Linked DNA regions of Homo sapiens: all the other regions are linked to region 2. The links are chromatin loops, found by intact Hi-C in ENCODE. Cell type or tissue: mammary epithelial cell. All regions are shown on one strand.

The links. Peaks named below come from ENCODE experiments on the same cell type or tissue, not always from the same donor. Only the 100,000 strongest peaks of a DNase experiment are listed, where the experiment ranks them.
Region 1: it touches region 2 in a loop (2.6-fold over the local background); 5 of 110 quality-filtered maps call a loop at or near these places.
Region 3: it touches region 2 in a loop (3-fold over the local background); 7 of 110 quality-filtered maps call a loop at or near these places.

The regions. Positions count from the first base shown.
Region 1 is chr21:26,465,684-26,473,683 of GRCh38, reverse strand. It overlaps CYYR1 (cysteine and tyrosine rich 1), which reads left to right. Exons shown (of 4, transcript NM_001320768.2): 4 at 5,050-7,468. The coding sequence ends at 5,183. All of the region lies in intron 1 of CYYR1-AS1 (CYYR1 antisense RNA 1), which reads right to left. It overlaps LOC107985474 (a long non-coding RNA gene), which reads right to left. Exons shown (of 2, transcript XR_001755129.2): 2 at 1,986-2,933. Among named protein-coding and RNA genes, the nearest start is that of CYYR1-AS1, 64 kb to the right of the region's middle. In mammary epithelial cell, no CTCF peak of the experiment used is centred here; a DNase peak (open chromatin) is centred at 3,693.
Region 2 is chr21:26,385,339-26,393,338 of GRCh38, reverse strand. No RefSeq gene overlaps it. Among named protein-coding and RNA genes, the nearest start is that of CYYR1-AS1, 17 kb to the left of the region's middle. RefSeq lists an enhancer at 2,603-3,802. In mammary epithelial cell, no CTCF peak of the experiment used is centred here; DNase peaks (open chromatin) are centred at 3,048, 4,548 and 7,388; H3K27ac peaks cover 4,138 bases.
Region 3 is chr21:26,568,926-26,576,925 of GRCh38, reverse strand. It overlaps CYYR1 (cysteine and tyrosine rich 1), which reads left to right and starts at 3,640. Exons shown (of 4, transcript NM_001320768.2): 1 at 3,640-4,058. The coding sequence starts at 3,986. It overlaps CYYR1-AS1 (CYYR1 antisense RNA 1), which reads right to left. Exons shown (of 4, transcript NR_135515.1): 4 at 7,674-8,000. In mammary epithelial cell, no CTCF peak of the experiment used is centred here; no DNase peak of the experiment used is centred here; H3K4me3 peaks cover 1,057 bases.

The DNA of each region.
Region 1 (8,000 bases), 80 kb before region 2:
TGAGAAAACAGACAGGGTCAGAGGAGAACTTTCATTCTGAAAGCAGGAGTTGCATGGTGGAGGCAGGGAAAGAGGGTGCGGTGACAGACTGTGTTCCACTGAGCACAGTGAAGGGGGTGGGGAACTTTTGGAAAATTAACAAATCGATGTGCAAAGCCTTCCAGAATTAAAGGTCTACAATAAGGAAACCTGTCTTTCTCATGGTGACAGAGGGATGTGAGGCTTGATGGAATTTGTCTTGATGCTATCTGAGTGGAAGGGGAACAATAGGTTATACTATATCTTTGCATGTTAGGCCATTGTAGAGGATAAATGGGCAGTATTGAGTTTATGTGGCTGGGGATGCGGGTAATGGAGGTCTTGCCAGGAGCTGTGTGGGCCTTTATTTAAACTCTCTGTTCTGGGTGGGGTTAAGGAAAATTGTGAGTAGTGGGGTTTGGGGGAGAGTAGATGAGAAGGTTTGCAATGAGCAATTGTCTTTAAATATAAGGCATGAGATTCATCAGTTCTACCAGGTATCAAAACTATTTAAAATCAGTAATAATTAAATTGAGGTATGTCTGGTACAAAAAGATACACCTTGGTCATTGGAATAGAACAGGTATATTAGAATTTTATATACTGTAAAGGAGACATAGCAAAAGAATATAAAAATTGAGGATTATTTAATAAGCCACATTTAGATAATTCGGCCTAACCAATATTTAAAACTTAGAAAAAATAAACTTTGATGCAAAAATATACCAAATAAAATAACACATGTAGCGAAGCATTAAATACATAAATTTAAATGGGTAAACTCAGAAACAGGATAGTTATGTATCAACTATCTGAAAAAGAAGACTAATTTTTAAACTTGGAAATAACACAGAAGGGATTTTTTAAATGAATAACTATATATTTTGTTATGGTTTTAAACTTCAGAATGTCAGTAAGGTAAAAATTATATAATAAACCATTTTGACAAAGAGTTTTTATTAAAAGATATATAATTTTGTGCACTTTTTTATATCTTACTTATATCTTCATTGAAATTAAGATCCTCATTTAGAAACTATCACCAGTCCAGAGCAACAACAAAAAATTCACTCAATATGAATAACAAACAGTGGACAAGATGTAAAACAGTGTCAAACCTAGCTGTTATCAAAAGAAATGATCAAGTAAAACAAAGACCTAAATTTTTACTTAATTTACTAAAATATTAAATGATAATGTACTTGTATACCCTTACAAGATGAAATAATTATTTTTGAAAGTAGTTTTATAATGTATTCTAAGCAATAAAATGTATGTGTTACTTAAGCCAGCTAATTAATTCCTGGAATTTTATTCTAAAAAAAAAATAATTAAAAAGTCTATGTGTAAGAAGATATTCATCATTACATTAATTATAATAAAAAATTAACCTCAAAATAGTGAATAGTGGATGGAATAACTGCTAAGGCAGCCATTAATAAAGCTTATGAAGAATATGCAGCAGAATGAAAAGACTTGCATTGTAATACAAAGTGAAAAAGTATAGGCCATACTCTGTGACTGCAAGGATGCAACTACGCACAAATGACTAAGAGACAGTATTTAAAGATATGATTTGTTAAATTGGGGTGACAAAATTATGGATGATTTTCTTCTGTTTCCAAATTTTCTGAAATAATTGTGAATAGTTTGGGTAACACCACGCATCTTCCCACCACATTAGCTTTAGAAATATTGGCCTGAGTGGGTAGAAAACATTACATTTCTTCTCCGAATTTCATGGTATTGCTAAATGTTTTAATATTGTAGACAGCTGTATCAGATGTTGAGGATAAATGGCCTATTTACCCTACTTAAATAGGAGATTAGAATATTGGTTATGAAAGGATTTCAAAGGCACGTATCTCCAGCTGCATACATACAACTTTTAAGTATGATTTCACCTGTAAAAAAAGAACAAAACCGCTTAGGATGAATCAGGAATTCTAAAATTGATACTTGAAAAGTTTACTTCCAGTGAAACTTTATTATGTGCAAGAAAGAAAGATAATACAGCCCACAATTATACAAATATTATTTCAAATGTCTTCCAGTGGCTGATATTATAAAAGATGTGCCATGTTTATATCTTGATGCGTAGTCCTCAAAATACCACTCTTTAACATTACATCAGAACTTTACCAAAATTCAAAGGTTGTATGAATGAAAGACCACTGTCATATCTTAGATTTTCATGTTCAACATGCAGCTGCATAAACCATAGGGATTCTTGCTGAAATGTCCTTCAGCAGTTTTTATGCAGATGGCAGAATATAAACGCTTTGTTACAGACGCATAAACACATGCCATGGCTTCATGACAGAGAATGATGTAGAGTCAATCTGCAGAATCAGCTGGTGTATGCTCCTCAAGTGGGAGGCAGGGAAAAGCTTTGGCAGAAAAACAGCATAGAACCACATGCTTATAAGAAACAGATCAATGGGTTTCCTGCTGCATGGAGGCTGCCGTGTTTCATTCTTGGCTTGGATGAAGTTTGTTATAAATCTCTTTGTCTCAGTGCTCCTAGATATAATGAAGTCGAGGCGTGGGTATAATGCAGAGGGAATGTGTATTTAGACTCCACAGGACTTACTCCATTTTTTTGCAGGAAACAGAGCTTGGAGTAGCCCAGCCTCCAAGGGTCTGAGGGAGCACTGGGGAAACTGTATATATGCATCCTCGCTGATGTATTTACAGAGCTGTGTTCTCGGCTGAACGCCCTCAGCCTGCCCAGCGCACTAGAGACTTGCAAGACTTTTGCTCCACCAAGGAGTGCTCAGGGGACATCCCACTCAGTTCTGTGGCTCCTTCTTCCTCTTCTCTTTATTGGCTCAATTCTGCTTCCTCACATCCTCCAAGTACAGGGCAATCAGTCAGTGGTTCAAATCATCAAGCTCTTGGTAAAGATAGGCAAACTAAAAAGATCCAGAAGAAAATTGTATTAGTCCATTCTCACACTGCTATAAAGACATACCCGAGTCTGGGTAATTTATGGAGAAAAGAGGTTTAACTGACTCACAGTACCACTGGATGTACAGGAAGCATGGCTGGCGAGTCCTCAGGAAATTTACAATCATGGCGGAAGGGGAAGGGGAAGCAAGCACATCTTCACGTGGCCAGCACAAGACAGAAAGAAGAGGGAAGTGCTACACACTTTGAAACAACCAGATCTTGTAAAAACTTCATGAGAACAGCAAGGGGGAAATCCACCCCCATGATCCAATCACCTCCCACCAAGTCCCTCCCCCAACATTGGGAATTACAAAATGGCATGACATTTGGGTGGGGACACAGAGCCAAACCATATCAAAAACATAGTTTTTTTCTGCATATCAGTGGAAGCCCTATGTATGTCTATGTCTGTTTATCAGAACACTGTCAAATTCTTATTAGAAAGAGTACAAATTAAGGTTCGTTTGCAAAAGCAATTGCAGTTTTTGCAATTACTTTAATGGCAAAAACTGCAATTACTTTTGCATCAACCTAATAGAAGACATTTAGAAAAGTTTGTTGAAATGTTGTGTGTTCCTTTCTGCCATTCTAGTATTAAGAGCATGCCCACTTATTTGCATTATTATGACACTGGTCTTGTGATTTGGGTTACATTCACAGTAGGCAATTAAGGCATGTCAGTTTCCAAGCAGCATCAGGATCCTGATGATGATTCAGCTACTGGCAGTTCATCAGACTGGTTGCTGAGGGAGTTGCTCAGATGTTGCAAAATGATTCAGTTCTTGGAAACGTGGATAAATTTCAGCTCAAGGAGTACTTCTTTTTCAACACTAGAGAAAGGAACTGAAACCACTACAAAATAGACTTTTATGTATAGTCATCATAAAGTATATTAAAAGGTAGAACAGAGGATACTAGAGGCTGAGAAGGGTAGGAAAAAGGATGGATAGGGAGAAATTTATTAAAGGATATAAAATTACAGCTAGATAGGAGGAATAAGTTCCAGTGTTCTATACCACTGGATGACTATAGTCAACAATAATATATAGTTTCAAATGGGTAGAAGGAGGATACTAAATGTTCCCAGCATAAAGAAATGACAAATGTTTGAGATGATGGGTATGCCAGTTGCCCTGATTTGATTATTATACATTATGCATATCAAAACATCACTCTGTACCCCATGAATATGTACAATTATTATTTGTCAATTCAAAAAAATAAAATTATTTAAAATTTAAAAACTTTCTTAAAACACTGACATATGGTACAGTAACAAAATAAAGAAAATTTTTCATATAAGATTCAGAAAATTAAATGTTTCATCTTCATTTCCTAACCTACTTGTCCTCCTTTTTTGTCTTCTTCATATTTCTGTAATGGTTCCACCCCCCTCCAATTATAGGAGTCCTGTACTTGGTACCTAATACCTCAACCCCTTCTTTCACTTTCTCCTCTCTTTCTCCACACACCCAGTCATCACCTAAAGACTTGGTTGCTCAAGGACTGTTAGAATGTTTTTCCCTCACTGTCATGAGTCCCTTATCATCCCTCACATATGCCATTACATTGTTGCAGCTTTTCTTTTATCTACCTCTGCCTCTGTTGACTGCTGAGAGTGGTTTTCTCAAAGCATATTCACTACCATGTTCAAAGAATCTCTGATAGCTACATGTTATACATTCTACATTGCATTCAGAGCCCACCATGGTGATATAACCGCACTCCTCATTGTCTTTTCCCATTCTCCCTTTCATGTACTTTTGCTTGAGATGAAGGGCTCTCCCGCTTCAGTGCTTTTGATCAACCTGAATTGTCCCTCACCTTCTCTTTCTGCCACTTCAGCATCATATTTTCAAGAAACTTTCTCTAAACAACCAGTTCTTAACACTTTGACCCATGATACCACATTTTAGAGCACTTACCCTTTCATACATATGTGGTCCTGACCTAATAAAACTAAGATTTTTGCAGCCACAATTTATGTCCCCTCCCAAAGTATCTAGCCCAGTGGCTTCAACACAGTAGAAATGCAAATATTTGCTAACTCCTTGATGTTCTCTTCCCCTTCTTTTTCAGCAGGACCACCACCCTACGGTCACGACCACGAGATGGAATACTGTGCAGACTTGCCTCCTCCATACTCCCCCACCCCACAGGGTCCAGCACAGCGTTCTCCACCCCCTCCTTATCCTGGAAACGCAAGGAAATAATCTATCTCCCAGAACAGAACATGTGCCAATGGGCGATCTTGCCTGGAATAAAATGCCTCTACTCAGAAACAGGCAGGAAAGAATTGCTCCAAGGAATACTTTTTGGGGTCAGATAATGTGTCAGGTGGAATATCCCTGCTAGGAGATATAGGATTTCTACTCTGCTCAAAGCTGACCCCATCTGGAGTATTAATGTTTGGTTCTATGGAACCACATTTTAAGAGATCTGCTGATCCACCTAAGCACATTCAGGGAAGAGTAATGTAATTGACAAAATATCTGATAATCATGTTGTTTAAGGGCTAGGTGAAGAAAGTTTCAGTATTGATCCTGGAAAAAAAGAAGATCTAAGTAGGATGGGAGAATGATTTGGCCCACACAAGGAAGCAACTTTATTCTATATAGCTTTAAAAGTCAGAACTAGAATTGTTCATTCTTTCATTCATCAATAAATGTATTTTGAGTGCCTAAGAGTTTACTATGTGCCTAGCACTGTTTGAGGTCCTGATGGAAGTTACAGGACGGGTACTCTGGTTTTAGTACAAGAAAGAGCAATGACTAGATTGCTTTGTGAAGCTCTTGGTAGAGACACGCTCCAGAAGGGATAACAAAATCAAATAGTAGATGGGTTCATTGGGCCTCAGAAGTTCTGCTCGTATTTTAGGTGGGTGTGAAGTGAATTTCTATATGTCCAGGAGTGAATACAACAGAAAGAGTTGGATCTTATTTATTTAATTAGGGAGTTAAAACAAGACCAAAAAGACTCAACAGCCGCTTGAAGCCAAGAACTCTTCAATGCCAGCTACTGCCACCTAAAAATCATCTGGCTTTATAGTGGATCAGAATAAAGGTTATTCTAACTGTGGGGAGAAAAAAAAAATTGTATCAAGTTCCACAGGTAGCAGACACTTCACTTCCAAGTAAAAGATGAGAAATCAATTATTCCCACAGGATTTTAGGTCAGGGAGCAAAAATCTCAGAACTTGACCATGAAGATACACAACAGACTCGCAAAAATAAAGTGGGAAATGAAGTTCAGATTCCCTTCTGTAGATTTCCTTAAAACTATTATTTTTTTCTTCTTCGTAAAATTTTGATAATCTGTTCTCTTAAAAAAGTTAATGACACAATTAAGATACTGACATCAAATTGTTGCCTTTTACCAAAATGCAAATTTTATGAAGTGCCTACCTTTATATGTATAAAGCATTTAATAAATAATTCTAATGTGCCATATTTTGCTGTGAGTGACCTTAACATTTATATTTTTATATGAATTGTTTCATGTATTTATAAAAATTGTATATTGAACATTGGAAATAGATGATTAGATTTTTGTGTCATTTTACAATTAAATCTAAAATGCTTAATCCAATATCATCATCAAAATTCAGTGAAATCCCAAAACAGTGCCAAGAATTTTGCTGAATGAAACAATCAAACAAAGCATTTTAAGGTGTAAGTTATAGTACCTGTACTTGCAGATAAGAAGCTTACTATATCATTATTATAAGTAGCATATATTACTTTCAAATACCTATATTAGAAAGATATTGATCTGACTGAAATATAACCTACCTGCCAGTAAGGTCCAAAGGCTGAATTTGTTTTGAATGAGTTCCTTGATCTTTAAGCACTGATGATTTTCTTATATATGAGGATGCAAAGCATTCAAGAGTTTCAGCCTGTTCTGGTGAGGGGCTCCCTGACTTACATAAAGTTTTCAGTGCAATTTTAATAGTACATATGCTTTAATTTATTTTTCTTCTGCGTGTGGTCAGACCCAATTACACTGTGGCTAAGACTCTCAAAGTGCCAGGGTTTCTGTGATGATTCTGAGAATGCTGAATACAAATATACCTTATATTCTTTAAGGAAAACGGAAAGGAAAGATCAGCAGAAATAGGGTTTTCTCATCTTCACCATCAATAAACATTTATTGCGTACCTCCTATATTCTGCAAATTTTCCCCAAATAGAAGCCAGTTCAGTCCACACCATCTCTTCTTTGAGTTGTTTATGGCCTCCCTTAAGGCATTTTACAAACCCATAAGCCTACAATAGATGAGTATTTTTACTATTTGTATTAAGTGTCATAATAGCATCAATGTGCACATTACCAGTATAGACTGTTGGAGTTCACTGATTGTTTTCATAGATGATGCTTCTTGGGGAAAAATAGTATAGGATGTGAAAGTTTTGAATTACGGTTATTTAAAAACTAACATTTGCTATGGCCAAAGTGTTTACAATAAGCAATAAAGTGAAAGAACCTATTATAACACAGATTATATTTTCATTGTCTTGTGTCCATTTTTTTCACCCTCTATTTCTGCTGACTTTGCCTCATTCTTCTGTACAGGAAACACAGGGCTGGAGCCAGACAGACTTTATTTTGAATCCTGTCTCCTGCCTGTGTGATTTGAAGCAGGCTACTTCATCTCTGAGATTCAACTTTCTGCTCTGGAAAATGTAAATAATATTATCAGTCTCATCGCATTCTGCAAAAACTGGATGAATATATACAAAACTCTAAGTATAGTGCCTGGCACATAGAAAACGTCCAATAAATATTAGCCCAAAATAAATTAACAAAACAACAATATAATGAGAACAACCTCTAGAACTATATTATCCAACACAGCAATCATCAGCTACATATGGTCATTTAAGTTTAAATTAATTGAAATGAAATTAGATGAAAAATTTACTTCATCTGTCTCATTAACCCCATTGCAAATGCTGCATAGCCTCATGTGGCTAGGGGCTACCTACGTTATTGGGTAGTGCCACTCTAGAGAAATCTATGCAAAAACGC
Region 2 (8,000 bases):
AAGAAAAAATATTTATACGTATATGGATAGATGCATTTTTCATGAGGAAAGAAAAATTAATATTCAAGATTCATAGGCATATCACTGAGCTACGCTACATGAGTTTCTGTGGAGTATATTCTCCTAAAATTTTGACCACCTACTGTTTCTTAAGAAATGAGGCCCATGTTATGTTGTCACTAAATAGTCAATTAGATGCCTGCTTTCAGGGACAATTACACATTTGGTATGTTTGCACATGTCTACCAAATATTTTCAAAATGCTTTGAAACCCAAACACATCCTAGAAGAATTGGCACTATTCTCAAACCCGTCAAGGGTCCTAAAGTTCCAAGTAACAATCTGGCTCACAGGCCATTACTGCTCCCACAGCTGGGCTCAACATCTGTTCTGAATATAATATGGTTTGGCTCTGTGTCCCCACCTAAATCTCACCTTGAATTGTAAATCCCATAATCCCCATGTGCCAAGGGCGGGACCAGGTGGAGGTAATTGGATCATGAGGGCAGTTTCCCCCATGCTGTTCTTGAGATAATGAGTGAGTTTCACGAGATCTGATGGTTTTATAAGTGTCTGGTATTTCCCTTGCTTGTACTACCTCCACTTTGCTGCCCTGTGCAGAAGATGTCTGTTTCTCGTTTTCCTTCTGCCATGATTGTAAGTTTCCTGAGACCTCCCCAGCCATGTGGAACTGTGAGTCAATCAAACCTCTTTCCTTTATAAATTACCCAGTCTCAGGTATTTCTTTATAGTAGTATGAAAATGGACTAACACAAAATATGTATTTACTGGTGAACAACAAGAATTCAGAGGCTGATCTGAAAGGATCAAATCAACTGGACCTATGTTAAATGTGGCCTGTATTTAAACCCTTTGCTGAATCTTTACTTTTTCCTTGAAGCTACTGTCTTCCATTAACGAGAAAAGATGTAGGAGGATTCTTATTTTATACTTTGTTTCATTTGGTTGACAGATGTAGGTTGATAATGAGTAAGGAGCCTTTAACAAGTGAGAAGGGTCTCAGATATGGCTCTTTCCTTGGCTCTAAAAACTTTATTAAATATTTCTATTATAAGACATGACTTATAAGAAATGTTGGTTACCTTCAGGGCTTGTATTTAGCTGGTGTGACTGTGTATTAAAATACTGAAATGCTTTGGTACCCTTAGAATTATCCCAAATCCCCTCCCATACCACTGCTGGGTCCTCCTGACCTCCCAATGATCTAGCAAAGAATCTAGCTCTACGTCTCTTCTGATTGGTTTGGTGTCCGTTTCATCTAGTCGTTAACTGTTTTTCACATTGTCTCAGTTCTCTTAATTATCTTGCTTTTCTGTGCTTGGAGATAAGCCAGATTGATGGTAGGGTTTACAGAATATTTTTTATAAGTAAGTCATTTTCCATTATGAAAAGAATCTTTTATTTCAAGCATTGTGTTCCTTTGGAGACACTACTAATGTAATCAACAAAACAGGAAGGAACTAGAAATTATAACACATCATATACCCAGTGCTTCTCCACCCCTAGCTTCTCATGACAATCCCTGCATTACCCATTACCCTCTCTGCTGTCTTGTGCCATGCGTGAGTCTTCTTGCCATCCCACCCCACCATACACCTGACACCCAAATTGGTTTTCCTCATTCAGCTTGCCTTACATGGGACATGCCACGTTTACACTTCCACAAATTCCTCCCATCCTTTTTATATACCCCATCCATCCATATGACTCCACTGCGTTCTTATCCTTAGGACCCTGCTTTTGGCATTCAAAGGAATCAATTAGCTCCACATTTCACTGCTGTACGGATCATTGATATTACCATGAGAAGGCAGGATTTGTATCTAGTAAGCTGTGTTTTAACTGTGACATTTTGGAGGCAGAGTTCTCAACTGTCCTTTGTTAGCCAATCCAAATGACACTCTCAATCATGAGTGCTACAGGCCTGGATAGTGATGTTGACTCAAGAAGCTGACTGAACCTGGCAGGGCCTGCAGTGCTCATGCCTACTTCCCATCTGTGTGAAAGTCCTTTCCAGGAGAATAAGCATTTTCTAAAATTGTACAGATATCTCCGAAATGAAGCAGAGCTGTTTATACCATTATCTAGTGAGTTTAAGAGAGTGTTCAGAGTGCCTGCCTGCAAGGAGCAAGCAAGGAAATAATAAATCAGTCTGCTTTTAATTTTTCAGGATGACTGGATTGGGTCCCAGGTCATCACATTGTTACGGTGTCTTAGATTTGCTTTGGCTCTAGAGTTACTACTAAGTAATAATCTCTAATCCAGTTGCACTTACCCTTCTCTCAAGTCACCTTGTGTTCAATAAGGATAAACATTACTCACTGGTATATTGTTTTAAGAGGCTTTCAAACATCATGAATATCAGACTCTACTTCTTATAGCACAATCCATTAGCCATACCTTACTGCCTGATATTTCAGACCACAAATATTTAAAATCTGCTCACTTTTTGCTCATTCTAATTCATCAAAGAATCTGATTAAAAATAGAATTTATTTCAGCTTTTGGGTTTTCTGCAAAACAGCCCTCATATTCTGCCTTGGTCTATATTTTAGGAGACTTTTGTCTTACACTGTTCCCTGTTCTGATATTTAAGAAAAAATATTGGAACATACAGGTTTGCTAAAAATGACCCAAACTACTTGAAGGAGAAACAGTAGCCAAGAGTGTGGGGGTGGCCATGGCAAAGATGTTGCCGGTTTTCAGAAATATCAAGACCATCTGCTATGTCAACAACATTTCTGCCACAGTCAAAACCAGCTGGTGAGAGGAAAGTCTCTCGGAGTGTCAGGTTCTAACATGAGTGAAGACGGCCCTCTCTAAAGGGGAAGTGTGTTTTAGAAGAGGCTTGACAGCTGGGGAGAGAGCCTGTGGGGAGTTGCAGGCCACAACAAGGTCCGGGTTTGCAAACAAAGCATAGATCAGACTGCTGATGAGGGTGTGATCATCAGAGGCAGCCATCAAGACTTAATTCTACTTGTCCTGGACATGTCTCAAGAATGCATCAGTCACACATAAGGCATTTATAGATGTGAGACACCACATTACTCACTGGAGCTTCATGTTCACACCTTGACTGGAGATCTTATGGGACATCATTAGATTCTGTTATCTCCTTTTCTTCCTGTAGCTGTCCTGGAAGAGCATGATGAGGTGGGGTGGGGTGGGAGGCTGTCTTCAGAATATTCTGGGCAGCGATGCAGTACGGGAAGAACTACTTAGTCAGAGGACACACCAGGGGAGGTGGAGAATGGAGAGTGCTCTCCCAGGAAAACATTTCCCTAGGCTATGTTTACTCAGAAAGCAAGTCATTCTTGCCACTATTCATTTCCTCCTGCAAAGCTCATGATTCTAGTTAATCAAATGGCTTCATAAAGAATGCCATTATTATTTCAAGACAGGCAGAATGTAATCTGATGTACAACAAAGACCTGCATTATATCAGGTGTATCATGAAGGTCAATTGTATTTTGTTTTCAACCCTATAGAATATTGGGGTCAGTACAATCTTGTCATTTATAAGTCTAATCTTTTATATTTAGATGTAACATTTGACCTCTTTCAAACCACTATAATAATTAGGAATATTATAAAAGTAATGTAAGTAAGTTGTGGAGTCTTTTTGTGTGTGTGTGTGCTTCCATAAACATTCCTTCTGGTTTGGAATCTATTGGCCACTACTCTTCTGTTGTATTGTACTATGTTAATGGTTTTTCAAGAAAATAAGCAAGTGATAATCTCCATTTTAGTACATCTTAGACAGTGTCCTAGAAACTCAAATGATTTTTTCTATGTAAAAACAGAACGGCCCACCTTCCCAATTTGACTTTATTTATATAGGTAATTCTCAGAATTACCATAGAGCCAGTTCCCAAGACGATTCTCTTGAATAACTCATAAGATTGCCTTCATTGCACTGTTGTCTAAATGTGAGCCTTGCAGAGATTCCTTTTCATGACAGTTCATAAATATTCTATTTCCTTTTTAGCTAGACTTGTCACTAACCAAACATTTATAGTCAACATTTGTGAGGTGGCTATCAAGACTTAATTCTGCCTCTCCATACTAGAGATATTTATGTACTTACAAAAACAGCTACTTGGATTCATTAATGACAGCTTTAAATCTTTCTCCTAAAACAGTGATTCTGCTATCTTCAAGTCTGGCAGGGAGCAGTGTGCTAACTATGTGACATGTGACTTTAGCCTGCAGGTACATTGCTACTGAGACATCATGGTCTGGTGGATACAGCATGACAATAATCTACTCTTTCATTCTGCCCTGAGGTCCCAGGTGACCTTGAGCGAGTCATTTGGCCTTGTCTTTGCATTTCAAGTTCCTTTCCACAACAATGGAAAAATCTTTGCATCTGTTCTTTGCAGGGATGCTTCTAATATTGCCTTCTTTCTTCCTGTTATACACATTCTTTTTATTATTGTTTTTCTGTTTAATATTCCCTATGATGTGACCATCCAGCATTCCTGGGTGACTGTGTAATTATGTCAGAGAGTCACAGGAAATTTTTTTTCAAGCAGGAAGTTGAGTTAGAAAGATTAGGCAACTGTAAATGCCTATGACTCCCTTTGTTTCTCATTTTTCATTGAAAGTGTGTCTACCATGGGCCGGGCACAGTGGCTCACACCTTTAATCCCAGCACTTTGGGAGGCCAAGGCAGGTGGATCACGAGGTCAGGAGATGGAGACCATCCTGGCTAACACAGTGAAACCCTGTCTCTACTGAAAATATAAAAAATTAGCCAGGCATGGTGGCGGGTGCCTGTAGTCCCAGCTACTTGGGAGGCTGAGGCAGGAAAATGGCATGAACCTGGGAGGCGGAGGTTGCAGTGAGCCGAGATGGTGCCACTGCACTCCAGTCTGAGTGACAGAGCGAGACTCCGTCTCAAATAAAAAAAAAAGAAAGAAAGTTTGTCTACCATGAACTCCATTTTCTAAAATTGCCTTCTTTCTTTCACATCTACTCCATGCCTCCTCCTTATTCCTTTTTCATATATTTCACATTTGTTTTTAATATTCCAAGCTTCCTAAACAAAAGAAAAGGCTACATATTACTAAATGCTGGTATTTTGGAGACGATGTATTCATTCAGCAAACATGTAATCAATAAAAATTCTAAAGGGCTGTCATGCAGAAACAGAACAAAGTTAGAAGAGAGGTTTAAAGAGACAAATTTGACTCAGTGTAAGTGTTTCAGGCCAGGCACAGTGGCTCATGCCTGTAATCCCAGCACTTCGGGAGGCCAAGTTGGGCACATCATCTGAAGTCAGGAGTTCGAGACCAACCTGGCCAACATGGTCAAACCTCGTCTCTACTAAAATACAAAAACTAGCCAGGTATGGTGGTGCACACCTGTAATCCCAGCTACTCAGGAGGCTGAGGCAGGAGAATCACTTGAACCTGGGAGGCAGAGGTTGCAGTGAGCTGAAATTGCACCATTGCACTATAGCCTGGGTGACAAGAGTGAAACTCTGTCCCAAAAAATAAAATAAAATAAGTGTTTCTTCTCACACAAACTCACCTGGATGTGAGTCCTGTAGGATGGAGAGCATTGCATAGCTAGCAGAAGGTGGTGATGTGCTGAAAAGAAGAGAAATTCTGGTCACCATAACTAGCTTCATGCAACTACCAGAGTTGAACAAGCTGGGCCAGCAGAATCATTGGCTTGTTCAGTAAGGTTGTCAGAACAAGTTCAACGGAAGCAAGAGTTGGTAACAGTGGGACCCATTCAGTTATTGGGAAGGAAGCTTGACAAGATAGAACCAAAGTGGCAGGCTGCAGTGTGAGGTCAGCTTTTAGGCCTTCAGAACTTTATCCCATCCTCTGCAGTGGCTACAGAACCACCATCACCATGGCAGGTAAATTCCTAGGCAAAAAGGGATGGGTCCCCAGTGAAACTCAACCTTCAAGCCAAGGACAATCTAAAGCCTGAAAACCAAAGTGTAAATCCACGAACCAGATCGAGAGCTCCCATTTCCATTTGGCATGCTCTCTCCAAATTGGTCCTTTTCCTTCACCTATTTTATGTAGACATACCCTTCCCCAAAAGGTCATCTACACTATTGTGCCTATTTCTGAATGGTGCTTTTTCAAACATACTCATAGACCAACCAGCATGCACTTCCCCATTTCAAGCCCATAAAAATCCCTAGACTTAGCCTCATGGCTAGCAACACACCTTTGGGTCCCCTCTCACTGTCAAGAGTGTTTCTGTTGCTCAATAAATTCTATTCTGCCTTACTCACTTTCTGATGTCTGTGTACCTCATTCTTCTCAGTTGTGGGACAAGAACTCAGAACTTGTCTAACCATGGGAGTAAAAGAGCTGTAACACTAGTTTTAGAAAGAAACTGGGATTTTGGGCAGTATAACCATGCAGGGCTGGGGACAGTGGTTCAGGCATGTAATCCCAACATTTTGGGAAGCCAAAGTGGGCAGATCACTTGAGCCCAGGGGTTTGAAACTAGCCCTGGGCAACATGGCAAAACCCCATCTCTACGAAAACTACAAAAAAATTAGCTGGGTATGGTGGTGCATGCCTGTAATCCCAGCTACTCAGGAAGCTGAGGTGGCAGAATCACCTGAACCCAAGAAGTCAAGGCTGCAGTGAACTGTGATCGCACCACTGCACTCCAGCCTGGATGACAGTGAAACCTTGTCAAAAAAAACAAAAACATGCACACTACTGAGAAGTAGTAGGGGAAAGGCAGCCCTGGCCCCCAGAAGCTGGTGTAGCACACACAGTTATGTCAAGTTATTCTCCTGTTAAACAATCTCACAGAATGCCAACGTCAAACGAGTTTACTCTGAGACCATGATAAAGTGAGGTAAAACAAGTCCACTTCATAATTTTATCCAAGGAAAGATAAAACCAAGGTCACTATGCTACCCACAAAATGCCAGATATTTTGTCTCTTAGCCAAAATGTGTGACTGCTACTTTATAATTAATCTACCATCTCTATAAATAAGATATATTAAGATACCCAATTATAGAATTGCCCCCACTTTCTGACAGCGTTCAATCGAGAGTGAACACCTGCTTTGTGGACCCTCTCTGACATCACTCAACCAAAGCCCAAATCCTGTAAGAAGGTCTTTCTAACACCCGCTCTCTTAGACACCCCATAGTTTCCTACAGTATATGTTCTCCTTCTGCAACAAATCATAAACTCAATTTGTTTGATTATAGGTGTGTTCCTGGTGGTATTTGCCTAGAGGGTATTGACAATACAAAGTTAGATTCAAAATAGAAGCTCAGTTCCAAGAAATGGGCATACATTTAGACAATGAGCACTTATGAAAGCTGCAAAGTTAAGAGTTGCTCAAACAGCCATGACTCGCCCGAGGGTTCTGAAATTAGTTCTCACCATGATTTAATTCCAAACCACACCAGAAAAAAAAGAGTTGATGTCACAATTCTGGCCGCAAATGAGATTTGGGGGGGTTACAAAATATACTGGGCCTGCAGTGCAGAGTTAGGAAAAGAAGCTGCAAAGAGGGAAGGAAGCTGCAATTAGTAAGCTAAGCTGTTTTTATAATGCTCTATACATTCTGGACACTTAGAGACCAGAATCCTTATGATCAGAATTGCCCAATCTGTCAATCACTGGGAGACACACTAAAGAAAACCAAATGATAATAATGCAATTACTAGGATCTAGGAAAACCTTAAGAAAATCTGTCTTTGAGTCCTTTTATACTATATCCCTTTATTTAGTTAATTTAATTTACATGCTCTTTCCCTGTCTCTTGCTCTCTGTCTCACACACACACATGTTATCAATATATCCTTTTTCTTCTATTTCCAAGCCACTTATACATACTTTCTTTTTTTTTAAAGTTTATATTTTATTTTATTTTATTTTTTATTATTATACTTTAAGTTTTAGGGTACATGTGCACAATGTGCAGGTTAATTACATATGTATACATGTGCCATGCTGGTGCGCTGCACCCACTAACTC
Region 3 (8,000 bases), 180 kb before region 2:
CATTTCTTATTTAACTATATATCTTAAAGATCTTTTCAACAATTTTAAACATTAGATATGAGTTCATAATGTGGATATACCCTAATTTACTTAACTGTTTTACCTCTGTTGTACATGTAAACTATTTTTTAAAATTGTAATAAACATTGTTCTAGATGTCATAGTGGATCAGAAATATTAATAAAATCTGATTTAGAAGAGGATTCTTGGATTGCATTCTTTATCTTTCAGTGGGTTAAAAATAGTTTCACCCTCTTCAATTCCAGGGTTGCAAATGAGAAATCTGATGCCTGTCAGATTCTCTTTTTCAAGGAAACATAAAAATTATATATGAAAATGTATATGATTTTAAATTTATACTTGTTGAAACTGGTCTCTAAGATATGTACATATTTGTGCTTCTTTTCAAAAAAAATTTCTCGGAACTAACTCACCATTTTAAATATGAAAATTCAAATTTTATTACAGCTCAGAATTTTAAAACATTATTTCTTTGACGTTTGCTTTTTCACTTTGTGTTTCTCTGGAAACTATTAGCCTGCACATTATTCCCATTCTTTGGGTTTTTATATTTTTATTCGTGGTTTCTATTTCTTTGTGTTTTTTTTCCTCTGTTATATGAAAAATACTCCTTATTTGATCTAACAATTTTTTTTTTCTTTTTTTGAGACAGAGTCTCACTCTGGAGTGCAGTGGCATGATCTTACCTCACTGTAACCTCTACCTCCTGATTCTCCTGCCTCAGCTACCCGAATAGCTGAGAGCTGAGACTACTGGTGCACACCACCACGCCCAGTTAATTTTTTGTATTTTTAGTACAGATGAAGTTTCACCATGTTGGCTAGGCTGCTCTTGAACTCTTAGCCTCAAGTGATACCCACCTCGGCCTCCCAAAGTGCTGGGATTACAGGCGTGATCCACCGCGCCTGGCCTGATCTAACAATCTAAGTTTTTTTTTTTTAATGTGACTATTTTATAATTTTTTTCTGTAAATTTTAAAACCTCAAACCACATTTATTTTAATTTCCAGGAACTCTTTTAGTTCCTCTGATGTTGTATTCTTAAGGTTTCTCATTCCATACATATTTGTATATACATCTTTTTTTCCTTCAAATCCTTTCTTTTAACTACCACAATTTCTTAAATGGCTTGCCATCTTTCTTTGCCTTTCCATGTCAATTGAGTTTGGTTTCCTGAGCATCAGCATACTTCAAGGTAGCAGCTCTGGAAGGTACACTTGCAGGCAAGCTTGCTCGACCAATCTGTTGAACTGTATGAGAAGTCTTTCTGTTCTCAAAAGTAAGCTGAAAGAGACTATCCTGACCAACACTGCAACTTCCTATGGGCCTCAGTGGCAACAGCCAGCCTCTTCCTGATCTGTGTCAAAAAGTGGGCGGGAGAAGCCCCTTCTTCTATCACAGCTACCAGCCCATCAAGGATCTGTATTCAGTCTCATCTGCAAAGACAATCATTTTTCTATTCCAAGCAGGCTGGATACCATTCTTCAGCTCTGCAAACACTGACTTCCATCTGTATCTTCTTCCTTCAAGACTCAAAGGGCTTGTATGCCTGGGATTTTCTCTAGGTTCCAACCATTGTCCCAGTTATTTAGAAATTGTGCTTCCCAGTGGAATGTTTTGATCAGGCTACAAGAATGACAGGACCTAGTGAACAAGTTCTTGAACACCCTGGATTAAATGTTTGAATTTTAACCTAAGGGCAACAGGATGCTACTGAGTGAGTGAACATGATGAAATCTGTAGTTTAAGAAGAAATATTCCAGCTTCAGTCTGGCAAACATCTCTGAAGGCAGGGAGGCTGAATATAATCAAGACTATAAAAGTCTAGATTAGGACAGAAATAGATGATAATTTAAAATGCGTTTGGGTGGTGTTCAGGTGGACAGATTAGGTGAACTTGGTGATAGATTGGCCAGCGAGGATGAGAAAAAAGGTGGAACTGATCAGCCTTCTTTAGAACATGGTGGATGGTTGGGCCTTCACCAACGTGTAAAACACAGTAAAGAGCTTAGCTTATGTTTATTTTGGGGGTGATGTTTCCTCCCACTCTCGTATTCCCTTGCAGCACTGCATTTACAGGAAAAAATTCCTGGAAGAGAACTGACTAAATTAAGTACATGTGTATTTGAATTTTCGTACATATAACCACACCGTTTCCCTTAAGAGTTCATTTGGTTTTGTATTTGGTTGGTTTGATACATGAAAAGTGATGTCTCACTGTCAATTTTATTTCTATATTTATATTTATTTGTTTTGTATGAAGTGTCTATTAATATCCTTCCTCAGTTATCTCTTGGTTGTTTTTCCTATTGATTTTTTTAAGCTCAGTATAATAATGAGATTAGGACTTTGCATTGCAAATATTTTTGCCAGTTAAATGTCTGCCAACTGGAAGTATTAATTCTTATTTAGTCAAGTTGGTCAATATTTTGTTTTATGGTTTCTGAGTTTTTTATAATGCTTAGAAAAGGCTTCCCTATTCCACAATTATTTGAATGTTATCCTCTTATTTTTTAATCTAATATTTTCATAGTTGTATCTTAAATATGTAATTCATATAGAACTGATTTTGATGTAAAAAGATAAGGCTCCACAGATGGCTATTTACGGCCTCAACACTTTTCACTGAGTAACTCATCATTTCCCCTACTACTTTACATTGATATTTCTTTAAACCATAAATTAAATTGCTGTACATACTCATGTCTACTTTTGGGTTACCTTTTCTCTTTCACTAAGCCTATCTATTCCAATGTTAATCTAAACTGTTTTAATTATTGTGATATTATATGTAATATCCCATTCATTATTCCCATTCATTACTCTTGTTTTAAATAGATATTCTTACATATTTATTTTCCATATAAACTTTAGAATCAGATTGGTTTGAAAAAAATCATGTTATTTTAAAAATTGGGATCAATTTTATTTCCAAATGTATATAATAATTTGGGGAATCTTGTTGTCTTTATCCTACTAAATTTTCTTAGTGAAAAAAGTATCTCTTTACTTATTCGTATCATTTTTTTTCCTTCATGCATAACATTGAGAACTTTCTGATTTTTGTTTGCAGGAAAGAAAACTATTGGTTTGCTAAACAAGAGCTTTATAGTTGATTAACTTTGATTTTCCATGTATACACGTATTTCATTTGCTAATGACAATTTAGCTTTCATTTTTCATAAATCTTTTTCTTTCTCTTGTTTAATTGCATAGGCCAGTAACTCCAAAACGTCAAAATCATAACGACAGTGTGCACTGTTGTGTTTTTTTTTTCTGAATTTACAGGAAAAAATAATAAACATTTTATCAGCTTTCAGCAGAGATGCCATACACTTTCTGTACTTCCCAATCCTGAGTTTTCTTCACTGTCACTCTTTGTCGAATACCTTCAACCCTGAAAATTCCTTCCCTTTGTTTAAAGATAAAAAGCAAAGTTGTTCATCCATTGCTTAGAAAGGAAAAATTGTAGTGGAGGCAAGGTTAAAAAGGAGCAGGCTGAACTCCATAGCAATCGCCAAAGCAAGGGGTTAGGAAAAGTTTCTTGGTCCCCTAGTCACTCTTTAGAAGGAAGAACCCGGGCTTGGGGAGGAGTCGGGGCCACCCCCGCCCCCTGCCCGCAGTCGTTGCCACCCGCGGAGATGAAATGTGAGCCTGGGTGGCCAAGGACGCCGGAGTGGCCGCCTTCCCCGCGCCTGAGCGCAGTGGGGCGAGACAAAGAGACCTGGGCCCCCAGCGCAGCCCGTCTCGGGCCACGGGCGCCCCAGCTCCGCGGAGTCCCGCAGTCGCTGGCCCGGGACGCGCCCGGCCCGGGCTCCCTTGGAAGGCTCCCTAGGCAATGGCCGGGTCTCTGCTCCACCCGGCTCTCAGGAGCGCTGCTCTCTCCATCTGATCGCCCTCCATCCTCCCCATTCCCTCCGGTTCCGGGCTCTCCCTTCGCTCCAAGCCTCAGGCCACCGGCTTGGATGGACGCTCCGAGGCTACCCGTGCGTCCAGGGGTCTTGCTTCCGAAGTTGGTCCTGCTCTTTGTCTACGCAGGTCAGTGACGGAGGGCGGCGGAGAGGGTCAGAGGCTCGGGGCTGCCCTTGGGTCACGGTCCGGGCTAACGTGGGTTGAGCTGGACGGACCGGGACCTTTGCAGAAGGACCTTTGCAGACGCTTCTGCCTTTTCCGCGAGGCGACGGCAGAAACCCGCGCACTTCCAGCCGCACGCGGTTTTGTTTTGTTCCTTTTCCTTTAACTTTTACCTTTTGCATTTCTTTTCTTTCCCTTTCCACCTTGGAAATAGCAGTCTCGTGTTTAGGGGATTTGACTCTCTGGATAGAGTAAACTATATCCAAATAAACTTATCTGGATAGGCTAGGCAGTGGCCTCTCCATCTTCTGCTTTCTAAATAGTCCTGGTTTTCCCTCTTGTGAATAAAAAAAACTTAGAGCTTTGTTTTCGTTCTTTGGGAGATTCACAAGTGTGGTAGACTGAGCTATTGGACTGAAGTCAAACACAAGGTTTTTGAGAAGCATGAATTCACCCAGGGTCTAATCTGTACAGGTTCGTTGATTTAGATAGACACTTGTTTATAAGAGAAGGGCATCTGGTTTCCCTTCTAATTATTCGTAGTAAGAACTGCTAATAATTAACGAAGCAAAGTGGGTTTTCTTGTTTGTGATTAATATGGAGCCCCAAATGGCCTTTCATTGGTTATTCAGGTATAAAGTGTCTTACACACGTGGTCTTTGCATCAGTTCATATTCACAAAACAATGCAAGCTAAAAGCAAAGTTCTTTGTAAAATGTTTTTGTGTCTCTAACGTCCTATGACAAAAATCGCAGGCTCACCCCTGAGCCTCCAATACGAAATGTATATATAGCACTGAAATTTACCTTTGATACTCAAAAAGATATTGCAACTGAAATGATGTTCTTCAGTGTTGCACCTGAGTATTAAAAGAATTGAATTTCTCATTCAACCTTGCTAGAAAAGAGTCACCATAACTTCTGTAGACATTTTTAGCCTGTTTATTGAAATGCAAATTAGTGGCTGTCTAGGAGTTACCATTTTAAAGATGTTTTATGGCAGGAAAAATGCTGACCTTCTAATATGAAAATTCATAAAAGTAGGATAAGTTCTTCGTATTTAATGAAGAGAATTACATTTAATCTGTTTACAACATTTATTTCTTTTATTAAATTTGTATAAGGTTTTCAGAATTTGAGGGATTAACAGAGTCAACTGCATTAATATTCATTTTCTATTGAAAAAATCTCTTTATTAGTTCTTTCGAAGTAATTATGCTTTTCACTTCCTCTGCTCGACAATATTTAATACTTTCACTCACACTTATTCAACCACTCCATTGAACCACAATTTTGTTTGTTTGTTTGTTTGTTTATTATATTCCCTGTGGTAAACTGAAAGCTTCTGCTTTACACATCTGCCCCCTCCTCCTGTTTCCCCAGTGCTAGGTGCCCAGCTCCTCAGGGCTCAGGAAATCAGCGAAGCTGGCCAGCAACAAGGGTGGTTAGTTTAGAAAGTTTTCAGTCCATTCATTTCTCTTCTTTGGAATCCCTCTATCATAAGCTACAAAGTAGTTGTAAGCCAGTGCTAAGTTGACTTACTATCTTTGCTAAGAAGTGTTTAGCTAATAAGCTCTTTGGTGTCAATTCCTGGACTTGTTATTCAGAGGCCTTTTTATGCTTTTCATATTCATTCAACTATTACTTACTGAGTGAGGTATGTTGAGCCGTAAGAGGTCATGTTCTTATCAGTCTTCTCTGGGAACTACGGTATGATCATAAGTTACTTTAAGGTATAAAAGGTTGTGTCATAGGAGAGGTAAAATCACGTGCTATAGATGTTCAAAGAAGAAAGTCTTACTGCTGGCTTAAAAGAGTAAGCTTCATGAGGACAATGTCTATTTTGTTCAGCAAAAAGATCAATCAGTATTTGCTCAGGAAAACTGAATTGAAGAAGACTTGAAGGAACTAGACCTTTGAAAAATATAGACGCCCTGAACCCAACGAGACGGAGTGGGATATAGTAGGATATCGTGTGATCAAAGTCAAAAATCAAGATCTGTACATGCAACAAAGGATATTTCAGTTTGGTTGGAACTAAGAGGTATGGCTAGAAGTAAGGGTTGAGGTTAGATGCTGGAACACCACAGAAGTCAAAATAGTTCATACTATTAAATGAATTGCCAGCTTTGTGGGACAAAAATCTAAGTAGATGCACTGCTCATAATCTAAATTATTTTCCCCAAAGCAAATGCATTAGATTCACATTTCATTTGGCTAAACAAATAAGAGCAAGGTTTCTATACCTGAAGCATCATGTTGTACTATAGAGTTACTTTTGGAAGGAGACCCAGTGAAGTGTTGATATTATTGTCTGACTCCCACTGCAGGCTACAAAGACAGGATTCGGTCAAGGTTTTACCTTCCGGGCCTCAGCCAGTAACTTCTGTCTCCTCCCTTTCCTTCCTCTCTTATCTTAGCTATAGCTTGCAAGGGCCATTTCTAAGCAAGTGCTTCAAGCCAGATACTGCTTTTCCTGTTCTGCGCATTCCTTAAGGTGGGAGGCAGGGTGAGTTGGGAGTCAGGGGTGAGTTGGGGAACCTTCTTCCAGACCACACCTTTCAGCAAAAAGTCATTGAAGAAAGTTTAAGTTGGCTGATTTTCAGGGATACTAACTTGGACATTAGAAGTAATATTATTTATCTTCTGAAGACAAATTGGAATGATCTGTTCTTTCTCCAGTGAGAAAAAGCTCCTGTATGGCGCAAACACTGATCTTTGTCAAATTATTCTCAAATATCCCAGAGAAAGCAACCAACATAAAAAAGGCTTTGAAGTGTGGTTGAAATTTCATTTTGGAGAGGTTGTGATTGTAAATGTATTTGCCATTCTGTTAAATCTCCCCTTTTGGGTAGTTTAATTCTGGGAAGTAGACAAGAGCACTGGAAAATGCCATAAAAACAATGACCAGTGTGTAACATGATCCAGATGTTTGCTGCAGGTATAATCCAGCTTCTTGGCTACAACATTTTGGGCTTGGTTTCCTGTAACGTTGGCTCAAAATATTTTGATAACACCATGTCTTTATAAAAGTAGTCACCGGAATGCAACGGTAGCAATTGAATCTTCGATATTGATGGCGAGTTTAATAAGATGTCACTGTCCTGGACATGGTTCAAAAGGCACCCATGACGTTACTTACACATTGGTTGTCCTACTCTGACGGAATAGTGGGGACATTAGCTCTCTCACAATCAGAATGGCTTTTATTTATTTATTTTTTGATAATTTCAACTTCTTTAATTTTAGACTCAGGGAGTACATGTGCAGATTTGTTACCTGGGTATATTTTGTGATGCTGAGGTTTGAGGTACAATGGATCCCGTCACCCAGGTATTGAATACAGTACCCAATAGTTAGTTTTTCAACCCTCCCCACTCCCTTTCCTCCCTGCTCTAGAAGTCCCCAGCATCTGTTGTTGCCATCTTTATGTCCGTGAGTACCCAGTGTTTAGCTCCCACTTGTAAGTGAGAACATGCGGTATTTGGTTTTCTGTTCCTGAATTAATTTGCATAGGATGATGGCCTCCAGTTTCATCCATGTTGCTGCAAAGGACATGATTTTATTCTTTTTTTTTTCTGGCTGCATAGTATTCCACGGTGTGTATGTACCACATTTTCTTTACTGAGTCCACTATTAATGAACACTTGGGATGAATCAGTCTCTTTACTATTTTGAATAGTGCTGTGACGAATGTACAACTGCATTTGTCTTTTTGATAGAATGATTTATTTCCCTTTAGATAGATACCCCAGCAATGGGATCACTGAGGCAAATGGTAGTTTTGATTTAAGTTCTTTGAGAAATCTCCCAACTGCTTTCCACAGTGGTTGAACTAATTTACATTTCCAATAGCAGTGTATAAGTATTCCCTTTTCTCCACAGGCTCACCAGCATCTGTTGCTTT